2 separate regions of the Homo sapiens genome follow, and region 2 is linked to region 1. The links are chromatin loops, found by intact Hi-C in ENCODE. Cell type or tissue: lower leg skin. All regions are shown on one strand. Each heading gives the region's core, and the rest is flanking DNA. Links, peaks and the distances in the headings are about the cores only.

Region 1 (2,500 bases), core at 1-2,500:
CAAATGCTGCTTGCAAGAGTGGCCTCACACCAAAATGTACCCCAAGTTCTTCTGTAAAGACAACTTGCAGCCAAGGACAGCTAGCACCAACACTACTGTCTTCCAGAATTTTAAGTGGAGGCTGAAAGGCTGAATTAGTTAAAACTCCCAGGCCTTCTTGGTTAGGACAGTGTTCTTGCATTCTTTTTTTTGGCAGGGGGGCCGGGGGCACTATTCAAAACATTCCAGTGACATATCGAGTCACTACCCCGTAATTTAAAAATATAATGTAATATATGTACTTTATGGAAGTCGAAGAGTTGTGCTTTAAATTTAAGTACCGTGCCTTAGTTGGCGCCTCTAACATAGGGAGTTGGACATTGCTAATGATTTGCCCTCATTAAGCAAAGATCTTTGAGATGCTTCTATCCATTAAATACTGTCAATGTGATTCCTATTCTAGCTAGTTGGTATAGAGCACCACCATTTTCAAAATTATTAAGGAAAAATCACATCTAAATTAAGCCAAAGGGACTAGACCCATCGAAAGTGAGATATAAAGGGCTTTGGGCAATAAAATCAAAATCATTTGTTAGTTGTGAGAAAACTTAAATCTTACCCTCTAGTTTAATTTTTAAAGTGTCGAAGGAACTACAAAATACAAATTTCCCAATAAAGAAGAAAATCAAGAAAAAGAAGACAGTACTAGAATAAATCATACCATTTGGTACATTTATGTACCAAATTTACCCTGGGTAATTCCTATTTTCTCAATTTCAGCAAAGAGGAGTAATTTTAGGATATAGTATTGCCTGCCTGGATTATAACGATGTGCTAAGAGGCTGAGCATGTGTCTCTTATGTACATCTCCAGACTGTGCAGGCGGAGCTCAAGTTGGATTTGGCATCAAGGTCCAAGTTTAGTCATTAATCTATTGATGAAAACTGTACTTTATTTTCCCCCATTGAAGAAGGGACAAAATTCAATTCCATCAAGCAGTCTTCTTTGTACAGCTCTATTCTACTCCTGACTTAGATTCAGAGTCAGAGGACCAGAGTTAGTGCTCACTCCAAACTATTAACCTTTCATCTAGGGCCCGGGGTCCATCTCTGCCTAGAGAGCATGTGGGAACCCCTCGATTGCTTTATTGCATCGTTTATTATTACAAAGAATAATACACATATTGAATAAAAAATGTATACTGCTTGAAAGGCAATTAAGCGACTTCTCATAAGTCACGTGAATCCTGAAATGTCTATTATGTTTTAGAAACCCAAAGATAATTGTAATTCCATTGCCTGGTTAAGTCATGCTCAAGAAACACGGTGCTCCTTATGGCTGCTCGTCAATCCTCTCAGCGGCCAGCAGATGGCGCACACTTCTCAGAAACATCAAAACGTGGCGTGGGAAAACCCGATTCCGTGGGGAAGGCGGGCCGCCTAACACAAAGCTGTCTTTCCGTAAAAATCAGTCGGCCTTCACAGGGTTACAGAAAATTATTCATTATGTACAAGAGCAATGACGTTCAGCAATGTATACAGTTGCTGACAGTCCTAAAGTGGGATATGGAACAGGATGGTTCATGCCCATTTTTACGTATTTGAATTTATTTCTTCTCTGGGTACTGTAAGTAAATGAATGTTATTGATTTTTCCTTATGTGTTAAGTGCTGCACCGATATTTTAAATGATGACTCGTTTCTACTGGGAACTTATAATGAAAAGATGGAGCAGTAGAAATAGAAAACCTCTGGGCCATCTCCTTGGTCAAGGTTAGCAGGTTAGTCCTTTGGTCTAGCTCTGCCATTCAGAACCTTGGACCATGCATTTGCTCCCACCCCTGGGATCCACCATCTCTCCCTGGCTCCTTCCAGGTCCACCAGCCTCAGGGTCACTGCAGTCTCAGACCACCTGAAACGCAGAAGCCCCGCCTATTTTGCTAGCTCCCTCGTTCCTACGTATTCCCATTTTTCCGGCTTATTTAAAGAATAAAACAATACAAACTTTAATGGCTATTTGTACTTTTTAAAAATCAGTGCATTTTCATTTGTGTACTCTTGTGGATTTGGGCAACAGCTGAAAAATCAAAATAATTTGTATCTTTATTGATCTTGAACAAATGCTCTAAGATGCATACATTTAGCAGATGGACTCACTTATCATGTGGGCTTCTTTTCCCAAATGCAGATGGGATGGAAGTTGACATGAGGAGGCAGTATAATAAGTTAGGAAGAATCTGGACAAAGGTATAAAGGAGCTAAACGGAGGCTGCAGAATGTGGAGTGAAGAGCTGGGACAGGTAACTCAAGGAGAAAGCAGAGAGAAGGAAAGTGATAGCACAGAGGCAAAGGGAATTGACTGACATCCAGGGAAATGTGTGAATTTGTCCAGAATGTCCTGAAAACTTTGTGCCGTGGGACAGACCTAAGACCTGGACTATATTCATAAAAAGAAACATGATTTTCCCTGGGGAATTTTAGACCAATCAGAAAGACTCCTAAGCTCTGTCTTTTCAACTTTCC
Region 2 (16,099 bases), core at 5,558-8,057, 850 kb after region 1:
TGTCTTCAAGCTCTGAAGTTCTTTCTTCTATTTGTTTGATTCTATCACTGAGACTTTCCAGTGTATTTTGCATTTCTCTAAGTTTGTCCTTTATTTCCAGAAGTTGTGATTGTTTTTTATTTATGCTATCTGTTTCTCTGAAGATTTTTCCATCCATATCCTGTATCATTTTTTAAATTTCTTTAAGTTGAACTTCCCCTTTCTCTGGTGACTCCTTGAGAAGCTTAATAATCTACCTTCACAATTCTTTTTCTGGCAATTCAAGGATTTCTTCTTGGTTTGGATCCGTTGCTGGTGAACTAGTGTAATCTTTTGGGGAGTGTTAAAGAACCTTGTTTTGTTATATTACCAGAATTGTTTTTCTGCTTCCTTTTCATTTGTGTAGATTATGTCAAAGGGAAGATCTGGGGATCAAGGGCTATTGTTCAGATTATTTTGTCCCATGGGGTGATCCCTTTGAGAGACAACACTAGCTGGATTTCCTAGGCCGACTAAGAATTCCTAAGCCTAGCTGAGAAAGGTGACTACATCTACCTTTAAACATGGGCTTGTAACTCAGCTCACACCCAACTAATCAGGTAGTAAAGAGGACTCACTAAAATACAAATTAGGCTAAAGCAGGAGGTAAAGAAATAGTCAAATCATATATCACCTGAGAGCACAGGGGGAGGGACAATGATCAGGATATAAACCCAAGCATTCCAGCAGGGAGCAGCAACCCCCTTAGGGTCCCCTCCCATTGTATGGGAGCTCTGTTTTCACTCTATTAAATCTTGCAACTGCACACTCTTTTGGTCCATGTTTGTTACGGCTCAAGCTGAGCTTTTGCTCACCATCCACCACTGCTGTTTACCACTGTCGCAGACCGGCCACTGACTTCCACCCCTCCGGATCCAGCAGGGTGTCTGCTGTGCTTCTGATCCAGCGAGACACCCATTGCCGCTCCCAATCGGGCTAGAGGCTCACCATTTTCCTGCATGGCTAAGGGCCCAGGGTTCGTCCTAATTGAGCTGAACACTAGTTGCTTGGTTCCACAGTTCTCTTCCATGACCCACAGCTTCTAATAGAGCTATACCACTCATCGCATGGCCCAAGGTTCCATTCCTTGGAATCCATGAGGCCAAGAACCCCTGGTCAGAGAACAAAAGGCTTGCAGCCATCTTGGGAGCAGCCCACCCCCATCTTGAGAGCGGCCCGTCGCATCTTGGGAGCTCTAAGAACAAAGACCCCCTCCACCCCCCGTAACATCTGGTGGCCCATATGGGGATTCTCCAAAGCAGTGAGTAATATCGGACCACTTTCGCTTGCTATTCTGTCCTATACTTCCTTAGAATTGGAGTAAAATACTGGGCACCTGTCAGCCAGTTAAAAACAGTAGCATGGCTGCTGGACTTAAGACTCAGGTGTGAGGCTATCTAGGGAAGGGCTTTCTAACAACCCCCAACCCTTCTGGCTTGGGAGCATTGGTCTGCCTGGAACCAGCTTCCACTTTCACAATTTTCCTGGGGAAGCCAAGGGCTGACTAGTAGCAGAAAGCTGTCATCCCGAACTCCTGGCATTAGCCAGTTGAGATCACGGCACAGCCAGAAGTCTCTATTCAACCAGCCGCCCATGTATGCGCCCCACCTTTCCTTCTGACCCATACCTCCTGGGTCCCAACCATGACTTTCTTGAAAGTGTAGCCCCCAAATTCTCCTTACCTCTGAATCTACTTCCTTTGATCCCTGCCTTCTAGGTACTAATGGTTCAGACTTTCATTCCCTCTAGCAAGTTGTATCTCCAAAGGGATCTAAAGAAGCTCTATGCTGCATCATTAGGCATCTAAGCTATGAACCCAGGGAGTCTTGTCCCCGGTGTCCCTCCAATTTAGGTATACAGCTCTTGACATGGGCAGTTATGTGGGACCTGTTCCCCACCACCCTTGCAGGGCCTTAGAACTGATAACCCAGTACTTTAACAACTGGAACTGGATCTACAACAACATAATAGATCAGGATGAAAATGAATTGAGTAAATTACAGGGAGGCGCGTATTCCTATAGTGGCAAATGGGGGCAACAAGCAAACGTCCTTCCACTGTGTTTCCAAAATCCATCTACAAGGAGATAGAGAGGAGGAGAGAGAGAGAGAAAGAGAGAGAGACAGAGAGGAGAGAGAGAGAGAAAAACAGGAGACAGAAAGCGAGGAGAGAGAGAGACAGACAGAGAGGAGAGACAGAGAGGAGAGAGACAGAGAGAGAGACAGAGAGGAGAGAGAAAGAGACAGGAGAGAGAGACAAAGGGGGGGAGAGAGAGAGAGAGAGAAAGAAAAGAAGTAGTAAAGAAAAAAGTGTACCCTATTCCTTTAAAAGCCAGGGTAAATTTAAAACCTATAATTAATAACTGAAGGTCTTCTCCGGGACCCTATAACACTCCAATACCACTTTGTTGTCAGTATAAACAAGAGCGTAGCCCAAAAGGACTGAGGCCACTGACAACCCACAGCCTTCCTATCAAAAATCCTTAACCCAGTAACCCGTGGATGGCCCAAATGCATTCAATCTGTAGCAGCAACTGCTTTGCTAGCAGAAGAAAGTAAAAAAATAACTTTTAGGGGAAACCTCATTGTAAGCACACCTCACCAGTTCAGAACTATCCTAAGTCAAAAAAAGCAAAAAGGTAGCTTACTAACTCAAAAATCTTAAAGTATGGGGCTATTCTGTTAGAAAAAAGGTGATTTAACACTAACCACTGAAAATTCCCTTAACCCAGCAGACTTCCTAACAGAGGATTTAAATCTTAATTACCATACAAAGGTCCAACCAGACCTAGGAGGAACTCCCTTCAGAAAAGGAGGACAGATGGTTCCTCCCAGGTGATTAAGGAAAAAACACAATGGGTATTCAGTAATTAATAGGGAAACTCTTGTAAAAGCAGAGTTAGGAAAATTGCCTAATAACTGGTCTGCTGAAACGTGCAAGCTGTTTGCACTCAGCCAAGCCTTAAAGCACTTACGGAATAAAAACAAAAAAAACTCTATCTCAATCCTGACTCAAAAGGTTACCTACACCCTCTCTGAAATAAATTTGCATAAGAACTGTTGTTTATGGGAATACATCTTAATGGGGCAGCTGGGTTATGAAATACTCAGGAACCCAGCTCAGCTCTAGGACTCACCCCAGAGCACAAAGGCAATGTTGGGCACGCTGGTAAAGGACCACTAGAATCCAGAAGCCTGGAACCCTTTCTTTGTGGTCAAGAAAAGCAGGAAAAGGGGTGCAGGACTGCTACATTGGTAAATGTAACTAATCTGATAAGCAGAGGTCCATGGGTGGTTACACACCCTGGAAAGGAATAAGCATTAGGACCATAGAGAACACTCTAGGACTATGCTCGTCGGAAAAAGACTAGGGGTCCTGGCATCCCTATGTACTTTTTTCAGACGGGAAACGTTCCCCTCAAGGCAAAAATGCCCTTAAGATGTATTCTGGAGAATTCAGCCCAGTCAGAGTGCATGTACCTTTTTCCCTCTCAGACTTGAAGCAAATTAAAACAGACCTAGGTAAATTATCAGATAACCCTGATGGCTATATTGATGTTTTACAAGGGCTAGGACAATCCTTTGATCTGACATGGAGAGATATAATGTTACTGCTAGATCAGATACTAACCCTAAATAAGAAAAGTGCCGCCATAACTGCAGCCCGAGAGTTTGGCGATCTCTGGTATCTCAGTCAGGTCAATGATAGGATGACAACAGAGAAAAAAGAACAATTCCCCACCAGCCAGCAGGCAGTTCCCAGTGTAGACCCTCATTGTGACACAGAATCAGAACATGGAGATTGGTGCTGCAGACATTTACTAACTTGCGTGCTAGAAGGACTTTAAAAAACTAGGAAAAAGCCTATAAATTATTCAATGATGTCCACCATAATACAGGGAAAGAAAGAAAATCCTATTGCCTTTCTGGAGAGACTAAGGGAGGTACTGAGAAAGCATACCTCTTTGTCACCTAACTCTATTAAAGGCCAACTAATCTTAAAGGATAAGTTTATCACTCAGTCAGCTGCAGACATTAAAAAAAAAACTTCAGGCCGGGCATGGTGATTCACGCCTGTAATCCCAGCACTTTGGGAGGCTGAGGCAGGTGGATCACGAGGTCAGGAGATTGAGACCATCCTGGCTAACACAGTGAAACCCCGTCTCTACTAAAAATACAAAAAATTAGCCGGGCATGGTGGCAGGCGCCTATAGTCCCAGCTACTCCAGAGGCTGAGGCGGGAGAATGGCGTGAACCCGGGAGGCAGAGCTTGCGGTGAGCTGAGATCACGCCACTGCACTCCAGCCTGGGCAACAGAGTGAGACTCCGTCTCAAAAAAAAAAAACTTCCAAAGTCTGCCGTAGGCCCAGAGCAAAACTTAGAAACCCCATTGAACTTGGCAACCTCGGTTTTTTATAATAGAGATCAAGAGGAACAGGTGGAACGGGACAAATAGGATAAAAAGAAGGCCACTGCTTTAGTCATGGCCCTCAGGCAAGCGGACTTTGGAGGCTCTAAAACAGGGAAAGGTTGAGCAAATCGAATGCCTAATAGGGCTTTCTTTCAGTGCAGCCTACAAGGACACCTTAAAAAAGACTGTCCGAATAAAAATAAGCTGCCCCCTCGTCCATGCCCGTGATGTCAAGGGAATCACTGGAAGGCCCACTGCCTCAGGGGACAAAAGTCCTCTGAGTCAGAAGCCACTAACCAGATGATCCAGGAGCAGGATTGAGGATGCCCAGGACAAGTGCCAGCCCATGCCATCACCCTCACAGAGCCCCAGGTATGCTTGACCATTGAGGGACAGGAGGTTAACTGTCTCCTGGACACTGACGTGGCCTTCTCAGTCTTACTCTCCTGTCCCGGCCAACTGTCCTCCAGATCTGTCACTATCCGAGGAGTCCTAGAACAGGCAGTCACTAAATACTTCTCCTAGCCACTAAGTTATGATTGGGGAACTTCACTCTTTTCACATGCCTTTCTAATTATGCCTGAAAGCCCACTCCTTTGTTAGGGAAATACATTCTAGCAAAAGCAGGGGCCATTATACACCTGAACATAGGAAAAGAAACACGTTTTTTTGTCCCCTACTTAAGGAAGGAATTAATCCTGAAGTCTGGGCAACAAAACGACAATATGGATGAGCAAACAATGCCCGTCCCGTTCAAGTTAAACTAAAGGGTTCCACCTCCGTTCCCTACCAAAGGCATTACCTGCTTAGACCCGAGGACCAATAAGGACTCCAAAAGATTGTTAAGGACCTAAAAGCCCAAGGCCTAGTAAAACCAAGCAATAGCTCCTGCAATACTCCAATTTTAGGAGTACAGAAACCCAACGGACAGTGGAGGTTAGTGCAAGATCTCAGGATTATCAATGAGGCCGTTGTCCCTCTATACCCAGCTGTACCTAACCCTTATACTATGCTTTCCCAAATACCAGAGAAAGCAGAGTGGTTTACAGTCCTGGACCTTAAGGATACCTTTTTCTGCATCCCCGTACATTCTGACTCTCAATTCTTATTTGCCTTTAAAGATCCTTCAAACCCAACATCTCAACTCACCTGGACTGTTTTACCCCACAGGGTTCAGGGATAGCCCCCATCTATTTGGCCAGGCATTAGCCCAAGACTTGAGCCAGTTCTCATACTTGGTCACTCTTGTCCTTCGGTATGTGGATGATTTACTTCTAGCCACCCATTCAGAAACCTTGTGCCATCAAGCCACTCAAGCGCTTTTAAACTTCCTCACCACTTGTGGCTACAAGGTTTCCAAACCAAAGGCTCAGCTCTGCTTACAGCAGGTTAAATACTTAGGGCTAAAATTATCCAAAGGCACCAGGGCCCTCAGTGAGGAATGTATCCAGCCTATACTGGCTTATCCTCATCCTAAAACCCTGAAGCAATTAAGAGGTTCCTTGGCATAACAGGCTTCTGCCGAATATGGATTCCCAGGTACGGTGAAATAGCCAGGCCATTATACACACTAATTAAGGAAACTCAGAAAGCCAATACCCATTTAGTAGAATGGACACCTGAAGCAGAAGTGGCTTTTCTGGCCCTAAAGAAGGCCCTAACCTATGCCCCAGTGTTAAGCTTGCCAACGGGGCAAGACTTTTCTTTATATGTCACAGAAAAAACAGGAATAGCTCTAGGAGTCCTTACACATGTCCGAGAGACCAGCTTGCAACCCGTGGCATACCTGAGTAAGGAAATTTATGTAGTGACAAAGGGTTGGCCTCATTGTTTACAGGTAGTGGCAGCAGTAGCAGTCTTAGTATCTAAAGCAGTTAAAATGATACAGGGAAAGAGATCTTACTGTGTGGCCATCTCATAATGTGAACAGCATACTCACTGCTAAAGGAGACTTGTGGCTGTCAGACAACCATTTGCTTAAATATCAGGCTCTATTACTTGAAGGGCCAGTGCTGCGACTGTGCACTTGTGCAACTCTTAACCCAGCCACATTTCTTCCAGACAATGAAGAAAAGATAGAACGTAACTGTCAACAAGTAATTGCTCAAACCTACGCTGCTCGAGGGGACCTTCTAGAGGTTCCCTTGGCTGATCCCGACCTCAACTTGTGTACTGATGGAAGCTCCTTTGTAGAAAAAGGACTTCAAAAGGCGGAGTATGCAGTGGTCAGTGACAATGGAATACTTGAAAGTAATCCCCTCACTCCAGGAACTAGCGCTCAGGTGGCAGAACTAATAGCCCTCATTCAGACACTAGAGTTAGGAGAAGGAAAAAGAGTAAATATATATACAGAATCTAAGTATGCTTACCTAGTCCTCCATGCCCGTGCAACAATATGGAGAGAAAGGGAATTCCTAACTTCCAAGGGAACACCTATCAAACATCAGGAAGCCATTAGGAAATTATTATTGGCTGTACAAAAACCTAAAGAGGTGGCAGTCTTACACTGCCGGGGTCATCAGAAAGGAAAGGGAAATAGAAGGGAACCGCCAAGTGGATATTAAAACCAAAAGAGCCGCAAGGTGGGACCCTCCATTAGAAATGCTTATAGAGGACCCCTAGTATGGAGTAATCCCCTCTGGGAAACCAAACCCCAGTACTCAGCAGAAGAAATAGAAAGGGGAACCTCACGAGGACATAGTTTCCTCCCCTCAGGATGGCTAGCCACCGAAGAAGAAAAAATACTTTTGCCTGCAGCTAACCAATGAAAATTACTTAAAACCCTTCACCAGACCTTTCACTTAGGCATTAATAGCACCCATGATATGGCCAAATCATTATTTATTGGACCAGGCCTTTTCAAAACTATGAAGCAGATAGTCAGGGCCTGTAAAGTGTGCCAAAGAAATAATCCCCTGCACTTCAGGCTATACATTTCAATCTCTGTATCTTTAACCTCCTTGTTAAGTTTGTCTCTTCCAAAATCAAAGCTGTAAAACTACAAATCGTTCTTCAAATGGAGCCCCAGATGCAGTCCATGATGAAGATCTACCGCAGGACCCCTGGACCGGCCTGCTAGCCCATGCTCCGATGTTAATGATATTGAAGGCACCCCTCCCAAGGAAATCTCAACTGCATGACCCCTATTACGCCCCAATTCAGCAGGAAGCAGTTAAGAGTGGTAGTCGGCCAACCTCCCCAACAACACTTGGGTTTTCCTGTTGGAAGCGGGGACCGAGAGACAGGACTAGCTGGATTTCCTAGGCCGACTAAGAATTCCTAAGCCTAGCTGGGAAAGGTGACTGCACCTACCTTTAAACACGGGGCTTGTAACTCAGCTCACACCCAACTAATCACGTAGTAAAGAGGGCTCACTAAAATACAAATTAGGCTAAAGCAGGAGGTAAAGAAATAGTCAAATCATATATCGCCTTAGAGCACAGGGGGAGGGACAATGATTGGGATATAAACCCAGGCATTCCAGCAGGGAGCAGCAACCCCCTTAGGGTCCCTCCCATTGTATGGGAGCTCTGTTTTCACTCTATTAAATCTTGCAACTGCACACTCTTCTGGTCCGCGTTTGTTACAGCTCGAGCTGAGCTTTCGCTCGCCGTCCACCACTGTTGTTTGCCACTGTCGCAGACTCGCCACTGACTTCCACCCCTCCAGATCCGGGAGGGTGTTGGCTGTGCTTCTAACCCAGCGAGGCGCCCATTGCCACTCCTGATAGGGCTAGAGGCCTGCCATTGTTCCTGCATGGCTAAGGGCCCAGGGTTCGTCTAATCGAGCTGAACACTAGTTGCTGGGTTCCACAGTTGTCTTCCGTGATCCACTGCTTCTAATAGAGCTATAACACTCACCGCATGGCCCAAGGTTCCATTCCTTAGAATCCGTGAAGCCAAGAATCCCAGGTCAGAGAACAAAAGGCTTGCTGCCATCTTGGGAGCGAACCGCCACATCTTGGGAGCTCTAAGAACAAAGACCCCCCCCATAACACCTCGATGTGGTACTCTCCCCTTTTCCCTAAGGATGGGCTTTCTGAGACCCAAATTGCAGTGATTATGTTATTTCTCTTCTGGGTCTAGCCACCCAGTGCATACTGGGCTCTGGACTGGTACTGGGGAGTGTCTGCCAAGATTCCTGTGATGTGATCTGTCTTCAGGTCCCTCAGCCATGGATACCAGCATCTGCTCAGGTGAGGGTAGCAGGGGAGTGAAGTGGACTCTGTGAGGGTCCTTGGTTGTAGTTTTGTTTAGTGACTGGTTTTGTGTTGGTTGGCCTCCAGCCCAGAGGTGGCACCGACTACCCTAAGACCATCACGCTACAAGAAGCACAACCCACATGGAGATAACCTAGAGAATGAAACCTCATGTAGAAAGAGAGGTCAAGCAGCACAAAGACACATTTGTGAGCAGAGAAAGAAGCCATCTTAGAAGTAAATCTTCTAGCCCAACTGACACCACCTTTATTGGAAGAGAAAAACTACTAGTTGAGCTCTTTCTAAATGCTTGCCACAAAACCCATGAGTAAAATAAAATGGTTACTTTAAGTCACTAAAGTTTGGGGTAGATTGTTTCTCAGCAATACAAAATCAAAACAATTCCTAACTCACAGCATGAATAAAAAATCATGGGCAAAACCATTAAACATAAGGCACAAAAATATCTCTTATTCTAAGATAAAAGAAAATATATCTCTCTGACTTTGAGTAATGAAGGGACTTGTTTTAAGAAAGGTATTAAGACCACACAACATAAAGGAAAAGACTGATAGATTCAACTACATTAAAATTAAGAACTTTTCTGTTCATCAAGATACCATAAAGTGAAAAAAAGAAAGATCTTTGTAATCCATATAACTGATAAAGTGTAAATATCCAGAATACATATATATATAAAATGGATATTTTACATATATACAAAAAATGGATATTTTACATATATACAAAAAATGGATATTTTACATATATACAAAAAATGGATATTTTACATATATACAAAAAATGGATATTTTACATATATACAAAAAATGGATATTTTACATATATACAAAAAATGGATATTTTACATATATATAAAAAATGGATATTTTACATATATAAAAAAGTGGATATTTTACATATATAAAAATGGATATTTTACATATATATAAAAAATGGATATTTTACATATATGAAAAATGGATATTTTACATGTATATAATGGATATTTTACATGTATATAATGGATATTTTACATGTATATAAAATGGATATTTTACATATATATAAAAAATGGATATTTTACATATATATAAAAAATGGATATTTTACATATATATAAAAAATGGATATTTTACATATATATAAAAAATGGATATTTTACATATATGTAAAAAATGGATATTTTACATATATGTAAAAAATGGATATTTTACATATATGTAAAAAATGGATATTTTATATATATAAAAAATGGATATTTTATATATATATAAAATGGATATTTTATATATATAATGGATATTTTATATATATAAAATGGATATTATATATATAAAATGGATATTTTATATATATATAAAATGGATATTTTATATATATATAAAATGGATATTTTATATATATATAAAATGGATATTTTATATATATATATAAAATGGATATTTTATATATATATATAAAATGGATATTTTATATATATATAAAATGGATATTATATATATATAAAATGGATATTTTATATATATATAAAATGGATATTTTATATATATATATAAAATGGATATTTTATATATATATATAAAATGGATATTATATATATATATATATATATGTATTTTTTTTTTTGAGATGGAGTCTCGCTCTGTCACCCAGGCTAGAGTGCAGTGGTGCAATCTCATCTCACTGCAACCTCCGCCTCCCAGGTTCAAGCAATTGTCCTGCCTCAGCCTCCCAAGTAGCTTGGACTACAGGTGTGTTCCACCACGCCTGGCTAATTTTTGTATTTTTAGCAGAGTCGGGGTTTCATGATGTTGGCAAGGCTGGTCTCGAACTCCTGGCCCTCAGGTGATCCGCCTGCCTCGGCCTCCCAAAATGCTGGGATTACAGGCATGAGCCACCATGCCCGGCCCAGAATATATTTTTTTAAACCACAATGAATCTATAAGAAAAAACTTCTGTGAAGAAAGGCAAAACACATGAACCAGGCATTTCCAGATGTGGAATTAGGAACGGTGAATAAGCATAAAAATATACTCAACCTCATCAGTAATCAAGGAAATTCAAGATAACATCATGAAACAGAATTTCACACACATCAAATTGGCAAAAGTTTAAGTCAACATCAAATATTTTCTGCTACTGAAATAAAAATTAGCATACATTCTTTTATGAAGGATGTCTTTCTCAATAAAACTGACAACATTTAAAAAGAGCAGAGCTCCCTCTAGTGGGCTAAATTTCATTTTGCTTTAAAAACTGTAAATTTAATCCTAACATGATCATGGATTCCAGAATTATAAACTCCCTTAGAAAACATCTAGAACAAATTACACATTTGTACACTGAAGAAATTAAGGCCAGAAAAGTTACTGGCCACAGCTAATTGTCCAACCAAACAAGCAGGTCTCCTAGTGCCACCACCACTGCCAAATATTGGCTGGAGAAAAGCAATTTAAAAATAATTCATACCAGAACTATCCTCTGGTGAATTTACTTGTAAAAAAATTAGGATTTATTACCTAATAAATCAATAAAATTATTCTAAGTCATCTAAACCACAAAGAAACATAGTTATAAATCTTAATAAACTTGATAAATGATAGCTCTCTCAATGATTTAAAGCCCTTTTAAGAGATTAACTATATACTGTGGAAGCATCAGCAGAAATTTGCAACATCAACAGCTTTGGCCAGCCTGCCTCCTTGCCTTACTAACTTACAGACTTTGTACCCAAAAACAAAAAGCAAACAACAATACAAAAAAACACAGCCAGATATTGTTTATTATATGGGCTGATCCTTCTGAGACTACTATTTCCCAGAAATCCATGATTTATGCAAAACCATAGCAATTTGTAGGGTTTTGCTGTGCTCTGTAAACCCATTCAACATATTTCTTGAGCCCATTAGTGGTATATATCACCTAAATGCTGAAAAACTGCTAATGATTACATTTCACAATACTTTCTGAAAGTATGTCAGGAACATAAAGTGTTTGAGGAAAGGAGAATGGGAGATGAAGCTGGAAACCAAACTAAGGAAGGCTTTAAAATCCAAACTCAGAAATCTTTCCTTATTCCACATGAATAAAGATTCCATTGTAAGTAAAGGATCAAGTGAGCATTTTTAAGGAGAGAGGTGAGCTTATCTGAAAGACACTCCTACCTTAAATTAACAATAGTTATTTAGAAAATAAATTCCATTTGCAACAGAAAAAAATCTATAAAATATCTATGACTTAAAAATATATACATATACAAGATTTACAAGAAAAACTACAACCACTTAAAAAAGCACAACCCCACAATAAGTGGGGTGATTATTGCACCAAACCTCACAATAGGTGGGGTGAAAACTGCACCGAAATAATCACCCCAGAAATACGTGGGGTGATTATTGCACCAAAAAACATGAACTACTTAGATATAAATATAACAGGCAGGGCGCAGTGGCTCACGCCTGTAATCCCAGCACTTTGGGAAGCCCAGGCGGGCAGATCGCGAGGTCAGGAGATCAAGACCATCTTGGCTAACTCAGTAAAACCCCGTCTCTACTAAAAATACAAAAAATTAGCCGGGCGTGGTGGCAGGCGCCTGTAGTCCCAGCTACTATGAGGCTAAGGCAGGAGAATGGCATGAACCCAGGAGGCAGTGAGCTGAGATCGCGCCACTGCACTCCAGCCTAGGCAACAGAGCGAGACTCCGTCTCAAAAAAATAAAAAATAACAAAATATGTTCAGGATCTATATACTCAGGAAAGCTACAAAAAAAATGCTGAGAGATTAAGCACCTAAATATATGATTTCACTCAAAATCCCAGCAAGAATTTTTATAGGAATAAACAAGTTGATTCTAAAATGTATATGAAAAAGAAAAAGAACTAGAATAACCCAAACAATCTTGAAAAAGAACAAAGTTGGAGGACTCACATTACCTGATTTCAATGGAGACAAGCTACACATGTAGAATGGAATGGTATATGAATTAAGTCAGAGGACTCTATATGGCATTGTATCCCCCTAGGAAGAATACAGGTACTGGGAACCAGAGGGTGGAAGCAGGAGTGGCCCTACTTACCATCCCTCCCTGTGCTTCCCATCTCTATAACCCTGGGCTCTGCAATTAGCAGTCTTGTTACTCAAAGGGACATATTCTTGACAGGGGACATAGTAAGGGTAATTCGGACTCCTTGTGGCCAGGGAGCAGCAGGTGAGAAGAGAAAAGGAATCACTATCTTGGCAGAGGTCATGGATCCTGATCAGCAGGCAGGAGACTTGCATTTACACAATCGGGGCAGGGAGAAACACCTGTGGCACTTCCTGGAGATCTACATGGCACTTCCTGATACTTCCTTGTCCCACTGTAACTGTGAATGGGTTTGTACAGAAACATTAGCTCAAAAAGTGCATGATTACCATGGGTCCAGATCTTTAGGAATGAAGTTTTGGGTCACACTACCAGGTAAGGCACCCAAGGCCTGCCAAGGTGATGGCTGACAGTAAGGGGATTGAGGATGAAGAGTCAAGGAGGGAGAGAATGAGTACCAGCTGCAGCAATGAGACTAACTGCAACAATAGGGGCTATAGTCTTCCTAGTAATTTCCATCTTCTAGGTTTCCACTCAAGAAGAAAGCACCAACGTGTGGGCAAGCGGATCTGTGAAGCACAAGAAATGGACTGTGCTGGCCACAGGGGTGCACAGCTCACATTTCCCTCCAAGAAGCCAACAGCTCCCAGCTGCTCTACCTTTCACACTTCCCCAGGCTGCTTCCAGCCCACCAAGGAGCACAGCAAGGTAATGAGCCAAGATAATCCTTCCAGAAGACCTAAGACTCCTCTAACAGCATCCTTTGCTTGGGAACTCCCCATCAGCCCGGGGAAATTTTCAGAACTCTGGCATGTGGTCTTAGGCTCTTGCTACCCAATTCTTTCCCCTCTGCTTTCCCTGAGGTCAGGCCTTCATCACAGCCTATAGGCTCACTCCATTGCCTCCTGTTCCCTTCCCCATTTATCCTTTCCTGGTGCCCCACCCCAACCCCTGGCATTAAATCTCTTGCACATCTAGTTCCCTCTTGGCATCTGCTTCTCTTCTCAGAGGACCTGAATTAATGGAGTCTCCTATTAGTTTGTACTTATTTATGTGTAATGAATTCAGATCAGTGCAAACAATGTAAGTACCTGCCACATATCAGACACCAATAGGTAACAAAGATACAAGAATAAACAACAGTCTTTGCCCTCAAGAAACTTAGAGTCTAACAACTATGCCCTGTGAGCCAAATCCCACCACTTGCTTTATTAGATGTAAAGTCTTACTGGTGGAACACAGCCATGTCCATTCATTGACACACCGTGTATGGCTGCTTTCTCCCTACAACTGCAGTTAAGCAATTCTGACAGAGGTTATATGACCTGCAAATATTCACTATCTGGCCCTTTTCAGATCAAGTTTGTTGACCTGGGTCTGGTGGATACAGAGATAAAGGAACACTTATTTGCTTGTTGTATAGCCTTCACCAGGGTAAAAAGTCTGTCTGTCATGTTCCCACTGTATCCCCAACAACTGGCTCATTCAATTTGAGCGCAAGTTACAGTAGACTTGGTAAATACCTTGTATTAGTCCGTTTTCACACTGGTATAAAGAACTACCTGAGACTGGGTAGTTTATAAAGAAAAGAGATTTAATTTACTCACAGTTCCACATGGCTGGGGAGGCCTCGGGAAACTTAAAATCATGGCAGAAGGCAAAGGAGAAGCAAGCACCTTCTTCACAAGGTGGCAGGAGAGAAAGAAAGAGCGCAAAGGGGAAAGTGCCACACTTTTAAACCATCAGATCTCGTGATAACTCACTATCACAAGAACAGAAAGGGGGAAATCCTCCCCCATGATCCAATCACTTCCCACCAGGTCCCTCCCCTGACATGTGGGGATTACAATTCATCATGAGATTTGGGTGGGGACACAGAGGCAAATCATGTCATACCTACATCTATTCTTGGTGACCAGTATATCCTAAAAACAGAAATGTTAGCAGTCTTACTTTGTAGATGAGGTCACAGAGATTCAGAGAGTGTCAGCATTTTGCTTAAGATCACATGAATGGTAGTAACTGAAAGCTGAGATTAGACCCCAGGCCTGCCTCATTCTAAACCTGTGTTTGTTATAGTCCTTCCATACTAAGCTCACATTATACTTAACTGCAGTTCACCTGATATGGGGAGGACTGAGCGACCTTAACTGGGGAACAGAGGTAGGGTGATTATTGTTTAACTCCTTCACAGTAAGAAAGGGAACTCACTGACTAACCTTTGAACTTCTTTGTCAATAAATACTGGGCATTATGCTGGGTGTTGAGGACACAGAGATAAAAGGCAAATTCTTTCACAGCCTTATCTCCCACAACTGCCTGTGTAATAATACCTAACTTGTTTACTGGGTTCCCGCGCCCTTGATCACCCTGACCAACCTGTCTCCCTTCCTTCCCTGACACACACCTGTTGATGCATCAAGACTCAAGTGTCACCTCTACAGCAAACTATTCTCTGACTGATTCAAGCAGAGTTAATTCCTCAGCCCTCCTATAACAATGAATTCACATACATTGCAGCATGTGAAACAATAAATTCGAATTTATCTGTTTGTCTTTCTAACTAAACTATAGATAGGGGCATGCATCAAAAGTGTTTAGCACCATGCCTGGCATACAACAGGAACTCCATGATGCCTGAGAAAGGAGAGGAGGAGGAGCGGGGGGCACTGGAAGAAGCAGCATATGTGAGGATCTAATTAACAGAGACCCAAAAACACAAAACTGAGCTAAGAAGCCGGAAAAGAAGTGTTAATCAAGTGACTGGGGAAATGCTGACTGGGCACTAGCTGCATAAAATGCTTAAGCTGACTGTGCTTCCTTATGTTCACAGGAAACATTTGGTGGGCCTCTCCCATTCCTAGTTTGAGAGCTTGTCAACTCCACAAATTCAGGGAATAGTATACCCCAGCTTTCAACAACTTTTATAAATCTAGTCTTAACAACCAACATCTCAAGGCAAGTTACCACTCTTCTCAGCAAGTTATAGTTTAGAACTGATTAATGCCTATATGATATTTATTATTTTGTTTCTAGGTCAATAATATCTGAGAACTACTCTTGTTCAATCCCTGTTCTCTCCAAAAGAGTGTTCTCTTCTGTGTAAATTGGGAGCTTTCAGTCAGCCGTGCTCCTTTCATATTTCTGGAGTCCTTTATTCCATTTCCCATTTAAACTCATTTATGCCTCCTGTTCCATTATTGGAACGCTAAGCATGTGGGAGTCATCTCTATCCTACTGCTCAAGGTCACCACCAAGGTCTGATTGCAAAAATTCAAAAAATTGCAAACTCAGGAATAAAGAGGTTAAGGACACTAGTGGATAATAACTAGGCATCATGAATTCTCAGCAAAGAAACCTGGGTAAGGATATTAAAAAAAAAAAAA

What was found. A loop is a pair of places that touch in the nucleus more often than their neighbours do. Peaks named below come from ENCODE experiments on the same cell type or tissue, not always from the same donor. Only the 100,000 strongest peaks of a DNase experiment are listed, where the experiment ranks them.
Region 2: a loop joins it to region 1, with 5 times the contacts of the local background. A loop is called at or near these places in 77 of 110 quality-filtered maps.

What each region holds. Positions count from the first base shown.
Region 1 is chr5:59,808,797-59,811,296 of GRCh38, forward strand. The region is part of intron 1 of PDE4D (phosphodiesterase 4D); the gene reads right to left. Among named protein-coding and RNA genes, the nearest start is that of PDE4D, 84 kb to the right of the region's middle. In lower leg skin, for the core only: no CTCF peak of the experiment used is centred there; a DNase peak (open chromatin) is centred at 1,365.
Region 2 is chr5:60,658,038-60,674,136 of GRCh38, forward strand. The region is part of intron 2 of DEPDC1B (DEP domain containing 1B); the gene reads right to left. Among named protein-coding and RNA genes, the nearest start is that of DEPDC1B, 34 kb to the right of the region's middle. In lower leg skin, for the core only: no CTCF peak of the experiment used is centred there; no DNase peak of the experiment used is centred there; H3K4me3 peaks cover 392 bases.